2 separate regions of the Homo sapiens genome follow, and region 1 is linked to region 2. Evidence: read pairs that join two places in POLR2A ChIA-PET (ENCODE). Cell type or tissue: PC-3. All regions are shown on one strand. Each heading gives the region's core, and the rest is flanking DNA. Links, peaks and the distances in the headings are about the cores only. Region 1 has its middle 46 kb from the start of HS6ST2. Region 2 overlaps HS6ST2 (heparan sulfate 6-O-sulfotransferase 2).

Region 1 (2,818 bases), core at 122-2,621, 64 kb after region 2:
CGGCTGAGAAAAGGAAAGTTTTCATGTGCTGTAAAGGAAGGTTAAGAGGAGTGAAAGAGATGTAAGAATGAATAAGAGGCAATTGAAGAATGTGATACTTTGAGGAAAGGCAGTCTTGGGGAGGAGACTGAATGGAGGGTGCTAATAAATGGAGAGGTTTTAGAGACTGAATGAAGTGACAGCAGACATAAAAGTGGGCTATGAGAGATGAGTGGACTCAATCCAAAGTAAAAGTAGTCTATTATGTAATGAACCAGGCTGCTGCATACGGAGGGGCTGAAGAACAATGGGCTTGCATGTTTCATCGAGTAGAGTAGAAAACTGTCTGCCTGAAAACTAGGCAGAGGCTTTATGGGAACTGGGGACAGTCCTATGAGTGTTTTGCAGCTACCCTAGGCCTTCTGGGTAGGCCCTGATCAAAGGGCACCAACCGTGCCCAAGGATATCCAGTATGCACCAGAGGACATACTGGTGGCCTAAGCTATCTCAGAAACTGCTCAGTACCATGATGCCCAGGGCCCTGTAGCAGCAGTAAAATCTCAGGTATGGAAAACAATTGTTACATCAGGTCAGCTTCTGTCTAGTACTTTCATTACCACCAGCGATTCTTTCCTAATGCAAATCAGTAGACCTTCTCTGCGTCAAAAAGACTGGAAGGAAAGCAGGGGTGGCATGTTAGTATAAAAAATTCTGACTGGGCACAGTGGCTCGCCCTGTAATCTCAGCACTTTGGGAGGCCAAGGCGGGTGGTCAGGAGTTTGAGGCCAGCCTGGCCATCTTGGTGAAACCCCTTCTCTACTAAAAATACAAAAATTAGCAGGGCATAGTAGCGTGTGCCTGTAATCCCAGGCTACTCGGGAGGCTGAGGCATGAGCGTCGCTAAACCTGGGAGGCAGATGTTGCACTGATCCTAGATTGTGCCACTGCACTCCAGCCTGGCCGACAGAGTAAGACTCAGTCTCAAAAAAAAAAAAAAAAAAAAAAAAATGTGTGTCTGTGTCTTTCTTCCCTCAAACCTAAGAGCCTTAAAGCCTGTGTTTGCAGATGAACTAGCCTAATCACCTTTTTGGAGCATCCATGACTGTGGAATGAATGCATACCTTGTTTTTAAATTTTTAGGTGAAGCAAGTATTCTGTGGGGTAGAAAAAGGTGGGATCAGGGGTTTTAGGCAAGATTATGAAGGGACCTTTCAAGTATTTGGGGACTATGTTGCTGAAAACATACAAGTATTAAGCCTTTCATGTTACAGATGGATCCAGGGTTGGGGAATATGCCTTTTGAGCTATTAACCAAGGGTCAAAAAAAAACTGAGGCTCAGAAATTTACTAGCTAAGCAAACAAGATTCCAATCTACATAGGCCAAGGTTTTGGTGATATTGAAGTGAAGAAGTTCTCCCAGTTATCAATGTATCATCTTTTAGTTCCAAATTCATCCATCAATAAGTGCTCTGTGATAATGGACAAAATTCTTTAAAACATTCCAAAATGAAAATGCTGAGCTTTACCAGTAGAGGGCGATGGAAGGACATTGCAGGAGAAAGGGGGCTCTGCTGTTTCATGCAGCTGGTACTGTGGAGTGGGTCAGCGGTGTGGATATGAGGAAGTCTGGGGAAGAAGTATGTGGACAGATGACTCAGAATGGACACAGACTGTGACAATATCAGGTAGACAAAATTATGCACCCTGGCAATGTCAGTCAGCTTCTTTCTCCAGCCATCTGAGTGCTTGCCGAACAGGCCTGTGGACAAAGTGGCAGTGGTGGCAGAGATGGAAGCTGGGCACAGGCAAAACAACATGAACCTCCCTTCATGAAGGCTGGCCTGGCTAAAGCTATCTTGAGGGCCTAACCTGCTGATGGCAGTGATGAACACTGAGCCCCAGATACGGCACCATTCCTAAGATGACCAACCAGCCACCTACTGCCAGACTGACGACACTGGACCTCTTCCACCATGGAGGCAAATATTTGTCCTCACTAAAATAGATACAGAGATCTGGGTATAAATATAGATATGGTTTGTCTTCCCTACTAGTAATGCTTCTCTTAGCACCACCATCCATAGACTCACAGAATGCCCAATCTTCCATCATGGCATTCCACACAGCCCTGAATCTTATCAGCAAAGGAATTCATCTCACAGCAAAAGAAGTGTGGCAAAGGTCTCATACCCATGGATGTAACTGGTGTTGTGACATACCTCATTACCCAGAAACAGCTGGTCCAACTGAAAGGTGGAATGGCTTACTGAAGACTCAGTTGCAGTGCCAATTAGAAGAAAAACATCCTGACTGGATGGGATTCAGCTCACAGGATGCAGTTTGTGCTTTAAATGTGAGACCACAGTGTGGTGTTATCTTCTCCATACCCATAATAAATGGGCTAAGAAATCAGGGAGTGGCAGTAGGGGTGGCTCCTCTCACGATTACACCTAATAACCCACTTCCTGAATTTTTGCTTTCCATTTCAGGAATTTTGAGCTCTGCTCATTTAGAGATACTGGTTCCCAAGGCGGGGATGCTTCCACCAGAGGCACAACAGTATTTCCACTGAATTGGAAGTTGAAAGTGCCATTTGGCCATTTTGGTCTCCTTGTGCTGCTGAAAATACTGGCATAAGGAGGGGTTAATCTACTAGTCATGGATCCTGATTACCAAAGAGAAATCAGGTTGCTGCTACACATTGGAGCCAAGGAAGACTACGGGTCAAAACAACAACAACAACGACAACAAACAAATCTGGACTTTGGTAAAGAGACGCTTTATTTGAAGGGACCGTTGAAATAGAAGGAATGGGACTACTGTGGTAGGGATAACCCT
Region 2 (2,818 bases), core at 56-2,555:
ACAAATGGAAAAATAGCCCATGTTTTTGAATTGAAAAACAATATTGTCCATATGGCAATACTCCCCAAAATTGATCTACAGATTTAATACAATCCCTAAAAAAATCCCAGCCGGCTTCTTTGTGGATATTGATAAGCTGATGCTAAAATTCACAATGAAATTCAAGGTGCCAAGAATAGCCAAAACAATCTAGAGAAAGAAAAAATAAATAAAAGATTCGCACTTCCTGCTTTCAAAACTAGCTACAAAGCAACAGTAGTCAAGACTGTGTGTCACTTGATTAAAGATAGCTTTATAGACAAGTAAAATAGAATCCAGAAATAAATCCAAACATTTATGATCAACCGGTTTTGTATAATGGTACCAAGGAAAATGAATAAAGAAAAACAGTCTTCAACAAAGGATTCTGGGACAAATATTACCTAAATAAAAAAGGATAAAGTTATACCAATCTTATGGGTGTGTCTCCTTTTTCACAATATGCACAAAAATTAACCTGAAATAGATCATTGACCTTACTGTAAAAGGTTAAACTATAAAACTCTTAAAAGCAGATATAGGAGTAAATTTTTGTGAACACTAGGCAAAGCCTTCAGAAGTGACAAAGAAAAAAATTAAATTGGACTTCACCAAAATTTAAAACTTTCCTGCTTCAATGGGTACCTTCAAGAAAGTGAAGCAACAACCACTGAATGGGGGTAAAATGTTTGCAAAGCGTATATCTTATAAGAGACTTGAACCTAGAATATGTTTAAAAAAAACCAATTAATATTAAAAAGAAAAAGAAATAACACAATTAAGAATGTCAAACAACCTGTATAGATATTTCTCCAGAGAAGATACTCAAATGGGCAATAGGCACATGAAAAAATGTTTAACATCATTAGCCATCAGAAAAATGCAAATCAATACCACAATGAGATACAACTTCACACTCCTAAGATGGCTATAATGAAAATAGCTGATACCACATCTCTCCATCTTGGGAGGTTTACTGCATACAAGAGCCCCCTCTGTTAACCAGAAAGTACTGCATCCTGGAGTCAGATCCTAGCAAATCAGAAGAGCTGAATTTTGTGGTCGCAGGTTTGTTTGCAGTCAGCATAGAAATCTGACCTCTGTGACATTCTCTAGAGAAGGCATTCTCAGCCAAAGGTCACAACCTGAAACCCCGCACCCAGTCCTTGGACACTGAAGCCATAATCTTCCTACAATGAATAATGGTTACATCACCATGATTTAAAGCAAAACAAACATGACATTGAAAGGGGAATATCACAATCCTGCCCATTCCAGTCCAACCAGAATTTTTAAAACAGAAGAGTTCGTCAATGCAACTGCTAACTTTCATACATACGAACACTGTATGTAGCCTTTCACTTAGCATTCAGCTGAACTCTGGAAAATTATGAGCCACTTTCCCATAATGGCATTAGGCAAGGTGGCTGCAACACAAGATGCTCTAACTGAGATGAGCTGAGCTAATCTGGCTGCATTAAACAGTCCAGCTGATCCACATACCTTTAGCTCTCCCCATATCAAAAGCACACCCCTTCCCATAAAGGAGGCAGCCAAAAAGTGTACTTTCAGTCTCGTCCTAATGGATCTCATGACATGTAGGTCTCTAAAACCCTCACTAATAATTTTTTAAGACCACTGGATTAAATAGAAGGCTCAGTCAAAGCTGCATGTATGCAAATTCTGGCACTTTAAATGGGTTCTCTCCTTAAGTGCATAAACCAAAAAGCATGGGAACAATTGGATTAAGAAAGCAAGTGTTCTTTTTTAACACCCTCTAATTGGCATTAAGTCACCAATCGTTGTCAAACACACATCACTTGCTTAATTATTTTGTGTGCGCATGTGTATATCTTTATAACTTCATAAACATATAAACGAGAGGGAGATGCAGATTTAATGTACACCCATATGGCGATAAATATAAAAGCTTCCAGAAGATTGTAGAATGCTATACTAATGCTAAAATGATCTCTTTTTTTTTTATTTGCTTAAGTCATAAAAACAAACTGAAGGAGGCAGCTGCAAAGCATAGATCCTTACCTAAAAGCAGAAATATTCAGACCATTTTGTTCAACAATGTAATTTTTAAAAAATACCTTGCTTCAGCTTCATATTCTCATATTAGTATGATTATCTTTCATAAATCTTATAGTGTGTTTATACATAAAATCATGTTTACATGTTCATGAAGTTTTTTATTGAAGTAATTTTTCATAAATAGCCTACTATGCATCATTCACACCAATATGCTTCATTTCAACATTGCTTTAATGCTCTGGAGCTGGCCTATTATACTCTTAGAACATACTGTGCCACTTTCAGAAAAAAAAATCACAAAAATAAGTATTTTTGCCTCTAGAGTATCTGGCAATGAGCTCAAATAGTTCGTCAACCTTCAAGCTGTTTTGTCAGTTAATCTTCCACTTAGCAAAGTCTCAGCCATGAGGCATCAGCTTAAGTGGCCATCAGCCCAATGTCACACTGGCCTCTGGTTGTTTTTTTATGGTTCTTCCATACCTTCAACCTAATTTCTTTACCTCCAACATTAATAATGCCTGCCAGGCTGGTAGGCCCATGCTAATTTGCATTCTCTTTAATGGCACTTTTTTATGGCCTTCAGCTTTGCATAATGGCACTTTTCTAAAGCTGCCCCTTCCAAAAGGAAGAGAATGGTCACTCCTATGGGAATGTGCCACTCTTATTTGGTTATTTCAGCAACAAAATGGATTCTTATTATCTTCATGATGAGCCCCCAAAATAAGAATAGCCTTCAGGATTCATTTCATCTAGGACTCCT

Evidence for each region. ChIA-PET counts read pairs that join two places held together with the same protein. Peaks named below come from ENCODE experiments on the same cell type or tissue, not always from the same donor. Only the 100,000 strongest peaks of a DNase experiment are listed, where the experiment ranks them.
Region 1: POLR2A ChIA-PET joins it to region 2 with 6 read pairs; 1 of 35 experiments calls an interaction of 5 or more read pairs at or near these places.

The regions. Positions count from the first base shown.
Region 1 is chrX:133,003,711-133,006,528 of GRCh38, forward strand. No RefSeq gene overlaps it. Among named protein-coding and RNA genes, the nearest start is that of HS6ST2, 46 kb to the left of the region's middle. In PC-3, for the core only: CTCF peaks have their summits at 1,523 (motif pointing right) and 1,725; no DNase peak of the experiment used is centred there.
Region 2 is chrX:132,939,808-132,942,625 of GRCh38, forward strand. All of the region lies in intron 2 of HS6ST2 (heparan sulfate 6-O-sulfotransferase 2), which reads right to left. Among named protein-coding and RNA genes, the nearest start is that of HS6ST2, 17 kb to the right of the region's middle. In PC-3, for the core only: a CTCF peak has its summit at 993; a DNase peak (open chromatin) is centred at 1,184; H3K4me3 peaks cover 694 bases; H3K27ac peaks cover 2,364 bases.